Linked DNA regions of Mus musculus: regions 1 and 2 are each linked to region 3. A link is a loop called in an ENCODE intact Hi-C map of the cell type or tissue named here. Cell type or tissue: heart. All regions are shown on one strand. Links, peaks and the distances in the headings refer to the core of each region. The heading gives the core; the rest is flanking DNA.

What was found. Hi-C counts contacts between places; a loop is a spot of excess contacts. Peaks named below come from ENCODE experiments on the same cell type or tissue, not always from the same donor. Only the 100,000 strongest peaks of a DNase experiment are listed, where the experiment ranks them.
Region 1: it touches region 3 in a loop (2.1-fold over the local background); 5 of 42 quality-filtered maps call a loop at or near these places.
Region 2: a loop joins it to region 3, with 2.5 times the contacts of the local background. A loop is called at or near these places in 5 of 42 quality-filtered maps.

The regions. Positions count from the first base shown.
Region 1 is chr16:94,471,155-94,473,654 of GRCm38, reverse strand. No RefSeq gene overlaps it. Among named protein-coding and RNA genes, the nearest start is that of Gm31323, 4.4 kb to the left of the region's middle. In heart, for the core only: a CTCF peak has its summit at 1,019; DNase peaks (open chromatin) are centred at 334 and 954.
Region 2 is chr16:94,509,235-94,511,734 of GRCm38, reverse strand. It overlaps Vps26c (VPS26 endosomal protein sorting factor C), which reads left to right. Exons shown (of 8, transcript NM_007834.3): 3 at 848-997. All of the region lies in intron 3 of Gm31323 (a long non-coding RNA gene), which reads right to left. Among named protein-coding and RNA genes, the nearest start is that of Vps26c, 16 kb to the left of the region's middle. In heart, for the core only: a CTCF peak has its summit at 1,516; no DNase peak of the experiment used is centred there.
Region 3 is chr16:94,711,235-94,716,613 of GRCm38, reverse strand. It overlaps Gm41504 (a long non-coding RNA gene), which reads left to right and starts at 2,707. Exons shown (of 3, transcript XR_876281.2): 1 at 2,707-2,765; 2 at 4,250-4,320; 3 at 4,804-5,379. In heart, for the core only: no CTCF peak of the experiment used is centred there; a DNase peak (open chromatin) is centred at 2,703; H3K4me3 peaks cover 683 bases; H3K27ac peaks cover 653 bases.

The DNA.
Region 1 (2,500 bases), core at 1-2,500, 240 kb after region 3:
AGTCCAGTGTAAGGGGGTACACAGGAACAGACAGCCGTGAGTATAGGGCAGACCAACTGTGCCAGCCTGGATGACAAGGAACCGATGAGAAGCAGTTCAGGGGGCTGTTAAGAACAAGAGTGTATCAGAATAGTCTCTGCTTAGCTGTTAGGTCTCGTCTCTTGAGTGCCAGGTCATGTGCAGTACTAACATTTAAGGAGAGCTCGCCAGCAAGCTGACTGTCCTCTGTGGGAATGCGTCCATCTTGCTGGCGTTAGGCTGCTGTGCTCAGGCACCCCACTGTCCCTAACAACAGCTCCCACTCCTGAAGAATCCCCTAAATACACTAGCAGGCTTTGCTGCGCTGGCAGCTTCCCTCATGACTCCAAGTCTGGACACTCTACCACCTCCACTCCCTCCTCCCGGCTGCTACCAAGTGCTGACTTCCCTGGCCTCTGTTCAAAGCTGGAGCCCTACCCCACCCTACTGTCCCCATCCTCCCTTATCCCTTCCTGGTCCCATTCTTCTCTGGGATTACCAGGGACATATCATGTGTTTTACTGTCCTACTTGACGTCAGCCTCCACTATTGGAATGCTCAAGTCCTTTCTTCTTGTCTGTTGTTATAACTGGGGCACTAGAACTGTGCCTCCTGTGGCATATTTGATGGTTCAATGAATAGTCGCAGATCAATGTTATATAGCCATCCTGGTGGCCAGGACCACTTGGTTTGCTCCCAGTGGGGGCAGCTAGGGTATTGCAAGGTGGAGGAACCAGGGCCTGTCAGACGTACAGTGGGATGAGGAGCATGAAGGGCATTGTCCCTCAGTGCCTGAAAGCCCAGGAAGTAGGGAGGGCTTGGCTTCGGTTTTCTGTCTGGCAGGTTAGAGACTGTGGTAGCCGTGCCTCTGGAAGCAAAAGCAATGTGGCCTCCCCAGAGGATAGAAGAAAGCTGGAGTCCTGCTGGCGCTGGGTGGCAGCCAGCGTCTGGAAGTACAATGCCCATCTGTTCCACTGCTTTCTCTTTTCGGAGGCTGCTGGCTCACCCCACTGGAATGGGGTGGCACTTCAGGACACGAAACTTGGAGCTGGTGGCGGATTTCTTGGAACTGGTGGCAGGAAGATCTAAATTAAGACCTTTCTATCACACCAAATAAATAGAAGCTGAAATAAGAGACTAAAGGAATTCAGCAGAATGCCTTCATACATAATTTTTTAAGTAAGGAGGAAGAAGACCTTAGGAAGCAGCCTGGTATTTATCCACTAGAGCCTCAAGGTATTTGCTGAAAACAGTGATACTATTTGAGGCAAGAGCACATTATTAAACACAAGCTTCTCTTTTTGAAGCATGCTGTGCCATAGAAGATGGCAATTTCCACTCTGCTTGGAAGGCTCTTGACAAGGCCCAAGGCCTGGCCCGTTACCTGCTCAGCAGACAAGTTACTCCAGCATGGGGTCAGCAACATGTACGCACATAGAAGCTTCTTGCTTCAAGCCAAGACACAGAGAGAGGCTCCCTAGGAACTATGAAGAGGCTGTGTCCCTCGCTCAAAGACGAGTGGACCCTGTCCTTTTAGGACAGCAAGGGCTCGGGAAAGTTCATTCGGCTGAAAACCACCTAAGCAGTGCTGGGGGACCTTACCATTTTACATTTCAAAGTTCCATTGAACCAGCTGTGCTTTCCTTCAGGCAGGCAAGGCCCTGAGGTTACCTGGTTATTTCTCCTATCCACTGATGACTCTGCACTCCCAACGTGACACCTCTGAACATAGAACTCACTGTGTAGCATCCATCTAACAACTCCAAAACTGGTTCATAGAACCTCTGCAAGCATACTAATTGGGTTTGTTGGTTAGATCAGAAGGAATGGTGGACTCCAAGGTGCTAGACCTTCACAACACAAAGGTAGATGGTCCTCAAGCCGGTATCCAGCAAGCTCTGGACAATGTACAGCATCATCCTACTCAGGTTTTATTTTGTATCAGGATGTTTATGAACCACTTGTGTGTTTGTGGATTAGCTGTTCTGCCTTTGTCTCTTCTACTTCATGGAAACAATTTACTGAGTTGCTCAACCCTGAAGTAAGATCCACCTTTATGGTTTTCTAAAAATCTGTTGTCTTGAAGGAAAATCTGTTCATGTTTAGGATTGGTCCATCTGGAATTAGTATCTGTCTGTACTGTGACAGGTTAAACGTTTCCCATGGGGATAGCCAATATTATTATTCTTCCCCCCCACCCCCCCCCACATTATTATTCTTAATGTAGCCATCTTTTTCTGATGTCTGTATCGACTGACCGTCCACTCACTGGGATTTTTTCAGTTGACGAGAATTTCCATACTTTTGCTATTTTGTTCTCTCTTTAAAGTGGGAAACAGTGAGACCATGTAAGGCAGAGGCAGTGGCAGGATGAAGAATAGCTCTCTAAGCCAAGGAGCCTTGCCTGGACCCTTCCAAGGCAGTGGTGCACATGCCTCCTCATTCTGAACAAGTAAACAGCACTCACAGAAACACTTTGGGA
Region 2 (2,500 bases), core at 1-2,500, 200 kb after region 3:
GCATCTTTCTAATTTTAATCCATAGGCACTTCGTTGGGGTGAGGTTAAATCAAAGATATAAAAGCATGAGAGCATCTGGATGTGGTGGTGCATGCTGTAGTCCCAGTTCTCTGGAGGCTGAGGCAGAGGGCACGAGAATCAGGACTTGGAGGCCAGTCTGGACTATGCAGGGAGGCTGTATCTCAAAATAAAGTGAAACAGAGAACATAAAACTTGGACTGCCTGAGTGCTAGTCCTATTTCTTTCTCTATGGAGCCCACTGAGGAGTCTCTGTGGGCACCTGGAGCTTGAGGAGAGACAGACCTGCTCTGCCCACAGAGCTGCGGTGCTGAGGCCCTGGCTGAGGGCTGTGGGAGCTGGGGCAGTGATGTTAGAGATGCCAGGTAAGGAGTAGCCCCGGGCCCGATGTTGGCCAAGGTGGCCAGGCAGCTTCAGTGGTAGGTCTGCTTACTTATGGTGAATATAGGGCTGTTAGGACAGTCTAGTGAGGTATTTGAGCAGGAAGCAGGCATACATGGGTTCAGTTCCTACTGTGTACAGCGCCTCAGTCCCTGATATGTGACAGGACCATTATTGAACCACTGAGATGGGACCTATACAGTTCAAGGAGCAGACTGACTCCCACAAGTTGTCCTCTGACTAGTAAAAAAAAAAGGATGTAAGGAAATGAACCATTACTGTGCAGACTTAAAGAACAGCAGCAGCAGCTTGATGTTTTTGTTTAGCATCAGTACTGTGCTACCAAGACACAGGAGAGCGGGAGATTTCATGTGCCTGCTGCTAGTAGGACTGCAGAGAGAGACAGGCACAGTGTGTGCTGATAGCTGAAGCTGCTTTGTGTTGACAGCCGATCCAGATTATCAACAGCACCATAGACGTGCTGAAGCCAGGAAAGATTCCCAGTGGCAAGACTGAGGTCCCCTTTGAGTTCCCACTGCTTGTGAAAGGCAGCAAGGTCCTGTATGAGACTTACCACGGCGTGTTTGTCAACATTCAGGTGAGTGCCTAACTCCACTTACTTGCCGCTTTTGTTTTCTGCTGAAAACCAGCTTGATTATTTTTTCTCACTGAAATAACTGAACTCAAGTCTAATAATGGATTGATTCCAAGACTGCTCCTGTGTGTGCTGTATCGTTTTCTCATTTTGTCCTAACTGCATTTTGTGTATGACTGTTACTGGTTTTGCAGAGCTAGAGATTAAACCGTGGGCCTCACACAAGCTGTGACATAAAGTCACGCTCTGAGCCCCTGTGACCCTTGTGTTGACTATGCACTGTGGCTATAATTTCTTCCTTAGGGGTCCTTTGTGCTACCGCATTTTTCTCAGGCCACAGTGACACCACCAGGGTCCCAGATGTGCTTCAGCCTCTTTCTGGCATCAGCACTAACTAGTCTGTTTTATTCTTATGAGTATCTCTTTGTGGAATAAATACCCAAAGGCTGCCCATTCAACATAGGCTGTATTCTTCATTGAGCAAACCTTGTAAATGAGGGGAAGTGGATTTATGATTTCCTGTCTACCTTTGCTGGTGAGGGGTGGCTTTCACAGTTGCTATTGTCTCAGGAGCAGAGCCCAGTCATGACTCAGCCAGAGGAAGAGGCCCCGTCCCTCATTCAATGAAGAGAAAGGTACTGTTGTGTAGTTTGCAGCGGGACAGCTTCCTTGCTAACTGAGAAAATCCTGCAGTCTTAGGATGCACAGAAAGTCAGGAGATTGGAAAGTTGCTTGATTTGTGAATTAAGTTTTAGTTGATCACATTTCACTTAGTAAATACCAATCATTTGCTTAAAATCTAGCACATTTTTTAAAAAGTTTCAAACCATTTGGGAGGGTTAATAAAGGTTTATTCTTTTTTCTTTTCTTTTTTTTTTTTTTTTTGGTTTTCGAGACAGGGTTTCTCTGTGTAGCCCTGGCTGTCCTGGAACTCACTTTGTAGACCAGGCTGTCCTTGAACTCAGAAATCTGCCTGCCTCTGCCTCCCAAGTGCTGGGATTAAAGGCGTGCATCACCTCACCCGGCTAAAGGTTTATTCTTACATAAATTTCACGAACTGTTAGAAACCTGTCAAGGTGAAGAACATGGAGTGCATACTCTGTGGCACAGCCTGCTTTCCATGAAGACATGTTTTCAGGGTTTTCTCACATACCTGCTTCAGGCAGCAACATACAAAAGCTAAACACATGAAAAAAAAATATTACAAAAGTTTCGTTAGAGAGCGCTCAACAGTGAAGACTCCGTGCAGCTCTTGAAGAGACCCAAGTTTGGTTCCTGGCATCCACATGGGGCTGCTCACAGCTACCTGGAACTCTAGCTCTGGGGGGCATCTTCAGGTTTCTGTGGCCCTGTGTGTGTGTGTGTGTGTGTGTGTGTGTGTGTGTGTAATGGAATGGATGCTTCATGCTAGGCCTGAGTTCTGTCTCTACAACTTGCATGGAAGGAAGAACTTACTCCCTACGTTTTCCTCTGACTTCTACATGTGCACTATGGTACACATTATGC
Region 3 (5,379 bases), core at 1,416-3,915:
GAACTATTTCTCAGCAGGTCCACTTCCCCCGTGTCCTAATAACTTTTCCTTTCCACTTCCTCTGGTGGGTGGTAGGCTAGAGGGGAGGTTGAACACTTGTTAAAGTAGGTTGGAAAAAATATATGCTTACACACAACTGCCTGTAACTCCAGCTCCAGGATCTCCAGCGCCCTCTCATGGCCCCCAGGAACACTGCACTCACATGCATATACCTACACACAGACACATAATACAAATTTACATCAAAATTTGAAACACTTAAAAAGTGAGTAGAGAGAAACACAGAAACAAGAAAACCCCTTATAATTTTTCAGTTCTGTCCTTTCTATGTCAGTCCCAAAATTCTTGGCAGGAAGAAATGGTCGGCTTTTTAGCAGGTGCTAAGAGGAAGTGGGCATCAACACAGCCTCTAGTCCCAACACAAGACCCTCCTGTGGCAACACGAAGGCTCTTGCTTCCAGCCCTCACTCGGCCTCTGACCCACTGCCTTTTCCCCCCTCTTCCTCCCAGTGACTTCAGGGTACCTGGATCAGCTTCTCAGAGCATGAAAGGAAGAAAGCAGGGAAGCTCTGGCTGGGAAAGACCAGACCAACACTATTACACTCTTCTGGGGGAGAGTGTGTTACGCCTGGGAATTTTATCAAAAAAGCAATGGACATTCTTAGAGTCTACTTTTAACTTTTAATTCTATATAAAATGCTTGTGTTAGGAGTGTTTTAATAAAGGAGGGCTAATCTGAAACTGCCAGTCCTATTTATTATGTGAAGAGGGTTCATTTCTTCACATCTATTTGTGGGGTGTGTGTGTGTGTGTGTGTGTGTGTGTGTGTGTGTGTGTGTGTGTGTCACAGTGCATGTGTGGAAGTCAGAGGACAAGCAGAAGGAGTCCATTTTGTTCTTCCGTGTGTATCCCGGGAACTCAGGTCTTCAGGTTTGTAACAAGCACCTTACCTTACCCATTGCACGATCTAGCCGGTCCTTGGGTAGGTTCATCTTTAAGAAAGGGTTGGTAAGTAAGTCATCTTAAGTTTTCATAAGTCATTTACAAATTATTTTAAAATGTAAAGAATAAGAGGAGCCAGGGCTGTGGCTCAAGACCAGCCCAGGCTAGAAGCCATGTATAAAAAAGAGGGAAGAGGAGCCAAATAAGGGAGGGACCCTGCCAGGGACACTTGTTACCCAAGTTATGCGTAGATGAAGGAGGCTCAAATACTCATAAATAGCTAGAATTTGAGATAAAATGTGTAAAACAGATAATTAGTTCCAGATGCTAGAAAACACTAAAATATGATGGTCACAAATGAAACAAAAATTACAGACTTTCAAGTCCCCAAGACAATCTGTCCCGACTCTTCACCAACAGAGGGCTGGGGGAGGGGACTCGGGGAGGAGGTGAGGGGATGGGTTCTAACAGCACAGCGCCTTGGGAAAGGACAGACTTACACTGTCTCCTCTGTCACTCCTGCCTTACATGGTGTTTTGTCTGCTGCCCCCTGAACTCGGCTGCTTTCCTAGGGAGATTCACGTTCCCTGGGCTGGGAGCAGAGTGAGAATCCGCCCAGTACATACCAAGCCCACTGGTGAACGACCAAAGAAGCACCGGCTGAAAAGCCATGTCTTTAGGGTTGGTTTCTTACATTTTCCCATGTAGACTCATACAGAAAGCTTGTTCTGTGGATGCGGTGGGAGGCGACACAGGAGGACACCAGGGCTAGGAGGAGCAGAGATGTGTCAGTGGTCCCCTGCCCCTCTTGCTCCCAGAGCCCTTGAAAGATGTGAGTTAGAGGCCTTCTCCCGCCTGGAAACGTTAAATTATGCGAATAGCCTGGCAACAAACTCCTAACTGCTTGGCCCATTAATCAGGCCAAGCCATAAATTTCCTGCCTCATTGCCCCGTGGAGAATCCTTCTGGAAGACTGTCAGACTGGAGTAGCTGTGAAGCTCCAGCAGGGGATAGCCATCTCGGGTCAGTGTCCGCTGTGTGTCAGGAAGGCTCAGCGAGTAGACGGACCCAGGAGAGCAGCGCAGGCAGGCCCTACGGTGCTTGCTCTTTATGCCGCGTGGTCTTAGACAAGACTCTGCGCCGCTCTTGCTTCTTCATTAATAAACTAGATGGTTTGGGAGACTGGAGAGGTGGCTCTGTGGTTAAAAGCACAGAGTGGCGGCTCTTTCGGAGGACAATTCCTAGTCTCACAAATGTTTGTAACTCTAGTTCCAAGGAATCCAATGCCCAGTTCTGACTGCTGACATCAAGGCACATGGTGCAGACATACACACAAACAAAACACCTATACACATAAAATAATACAATTAAGTTTAAAAAAAAAAACAGATGGCTTGGGAGGCTAGTAAAATGAAGTATATGAACTACGAGGTGATGTTAAAAGTTTTGGGTAACAGAAATGGACCAACCTGGACCATAAGCCAGTGTCACCCCAAAAATCTCCTCGCTGGCATTACCCTGGCTTTGCTGGGAGAAGGCCCCGCCCTTCCCACCTATGTGACCAGTCACTGGACCAGGGTGCAACAGCATCAGAATGTCTCAAGATCCAACGTGCCTGAAACTTGCTATGAACCAAACCTATGCCTGCTTTTTCTCTGAAGAGCAAAATCAAGCAGGGCGCACGCGCAGAGGACACCGGACCGCTGCAGAGGCTGCGTCCTGCGCCGGCCGGTCCGCAGCATGCCCACCAGGGGGCGCTGTGGCCGCCGCTGCGTTCCTCGCAGGGCGCGGCTCCCTGGGCTGCTGCAGGAAACTCAGATCAGGTATGTAGGGTGTGTGTGCAGAGGCTCAGGGTACTGGGCAGGTATCAAGCCCCGGGTGTTGCCGGTTTCCAGGGGAAGGTTGTCATACTTGCACAGCTCGCTTACGCTATGCTATGGCTTCAGCCTGAAACCGCATAGACTCCTGATCGTGCCAAAGGACAGTACTGTGGGCTGTGCTGACATTCCTTGCATGGATGCTCTGGTATAGGCACCTTGTAGGGATGGTTGTGTGGGTGTTCCTCACACTGCAACACCTCTAGGTTTGCCCAAAGGAAAGTGTCTCTAAGGCAAGTCCTCAGACAGATGGGATCAACAGAGATGACCCACGTAGCTATCCTGAACCAAAAGGGGATAAAGTTAGATCCATCCTAACCTTAAGGGGAAAAAAAAAGTGTGACATGAGGTTTTTTTGTTTTGTAATTTCACAGTGGTAGCTGTATGTTGATAATTCTATAGTAAGTGATAAATGTAAGTTATGTGATGACTGGGGGTGTGGCTCAGTGGTAGGGCACAGGACTAGTGCCTGTGAGACTCTAGGTTCAGTCCCTAATACCGATGATGATGATGATGATGATAATGGTGATGGTGATGATGGTGATGATATGAAATTACAATGCTCAGATGACTGCTTAACTTGTCTTGAGAGTATGTGTGTCACTTTTTACCAAGTTTATATTTGTGCATCCCTATGACTGTAAGAATAGTGGCCTCCACAATCCCTGCTATTTGCTTTTTGAGACAGGGTCTTAACGGAGTAGCCTTGGCTCACTAGTAGACCAGGCTGGCCTTGAACTCAGATCTCTGCCTTAAAGTGCTAAGATTAAAGGCATGCCCTACATATCCTTAACATCATCTGCTGTTATGTTTCTAAGCCTAGCCATTCTCCAAGGATATAGTCACAACGCGTGCGCACACACACACACACAGAGACAGCTAATATACAAATTAAATCAATACAGTAGAGGGAGGGAGGTGGTGGCACACTTGGGAGGTGAATGCAGAAAGACCTGGAGTTCAAAGACACCCTGGGACCCTAAGACCCTGTCTCAGGTCCTTTTTTAAGGAGGCAGAGGAGCTGTCGTGTAGATTACTAGATAACTGTGCTTGCCTAGCACACGAGAGCCCTTGGTTAATTCCCCTGCATGGCACAAAACTGGGTGTGATGGTGCATGCCAGAAGCCCAGCATTGCGGAAGGCTGGAAAATCAAGAGTTCAAGGTCACCCTCAGCTACAAACAAATTCAAAACCAGCCTAGAAAAATAAATGAATAATAAACAAAATTTAAACTTCAAGCAAGATCACATTGTGGTTTAAATCTGTGTGCTGGCAAATCCTAAAACTGAGTTGCTGTGAGGTATCCCTGCCAGAGAACACACAGACAGACTTAAAGCCAAATGGTCTTTAGTCTCAACAGCTCATGGCTGCACCGAGTCACGTAGCCCCAGGCCTTCCTGTTCTTAGCTTTTTATACGCAAAACCCACAGCCTGGATTGACACACTTCAATCAGCAGGAACAAGTAGCTGTGAGTGGAGCCACAGAAGCCGAGAAAGCAAGGTTGGTACATGTCCTAGAACTGTGTGTGGCCCATGATGGGCTGGGTCTTTGTTCCTGTTTTGGCAGGAGCTGGGGTCTTTGGTTATGAGGGTTCTAATGTGGCCTCAGTTGTGCTAAGGTCTGGGGCCTGTTTCGCAGTTTGTTGGACACTGACATCACTCCGTTTGAAACCTGTGCATTGAAGTGGGTTTTTTCCCCCTTTACCTGGGCTACTTTCTTTCTTTCTTTTTTTTTTTTTAAAGATTTATTTATTTATTATATGTAAGTACACTGTAGCTGTCTTCAGACGCACCAGAAGAGGGCATCAGATCTCATTACGGGTGGTTGTGAGCCACCATGTGGTTGCTGGGATTTGAACTTCGGACCTTCGGAAGAGCAGTCGGGTGCTCTTACTCACTGAGCCATCTCACCAGCCCCTGGGCTACTTTCTTACTTCAAAGCTTTTTCTGTAAGTTGTCTCATTGTGTTCTTCTATACGTTAAGGTTCTGTGCAGAGGACCCCGTTCAAGCAGGCTATATCCAGGTGGGAGACAATCTTGAGGTTCGCTGTCCTGTGGGCACCCAGTTGCTTCACTGGCACCCATTGGAACGGTCATGTCTCCCTGCTTTCCTGACCATCTTTGCAACGCTTCCCAACCCAGAGCCAGCAGGATGTTTTTCTGAGTCCTGATTCCATGCAATGACCTGTCGCCCATTCTCTACCAACACACAGCATCTCGGTTTCTCTGTGTGTGTCTGTGTTCACAGAAAATCTCAAACTCAGGTGGTGTCACTGTGCCAGCTCTGTTCTGCTTCCAAAATAATTTTAGATATTCTTAAAACATCTCTCAAAATTGCATTTCTATAAAAACTTTACCATCACCTTGACGAACTGGACAGAAAAACTGCCTGGAATTTTGATTGGGAGAGTGATGGCGCTTCAGATGAATTTATAGAGAAAAGAAGAAAACTGATGACTGTTTCAAGCAACATGAACGTCAGACCACTCTGTTTAGACCAACCTTAATTTCATTTATTTTTGTTTATAGTGCACATATACATATGCAAAAATATCACATG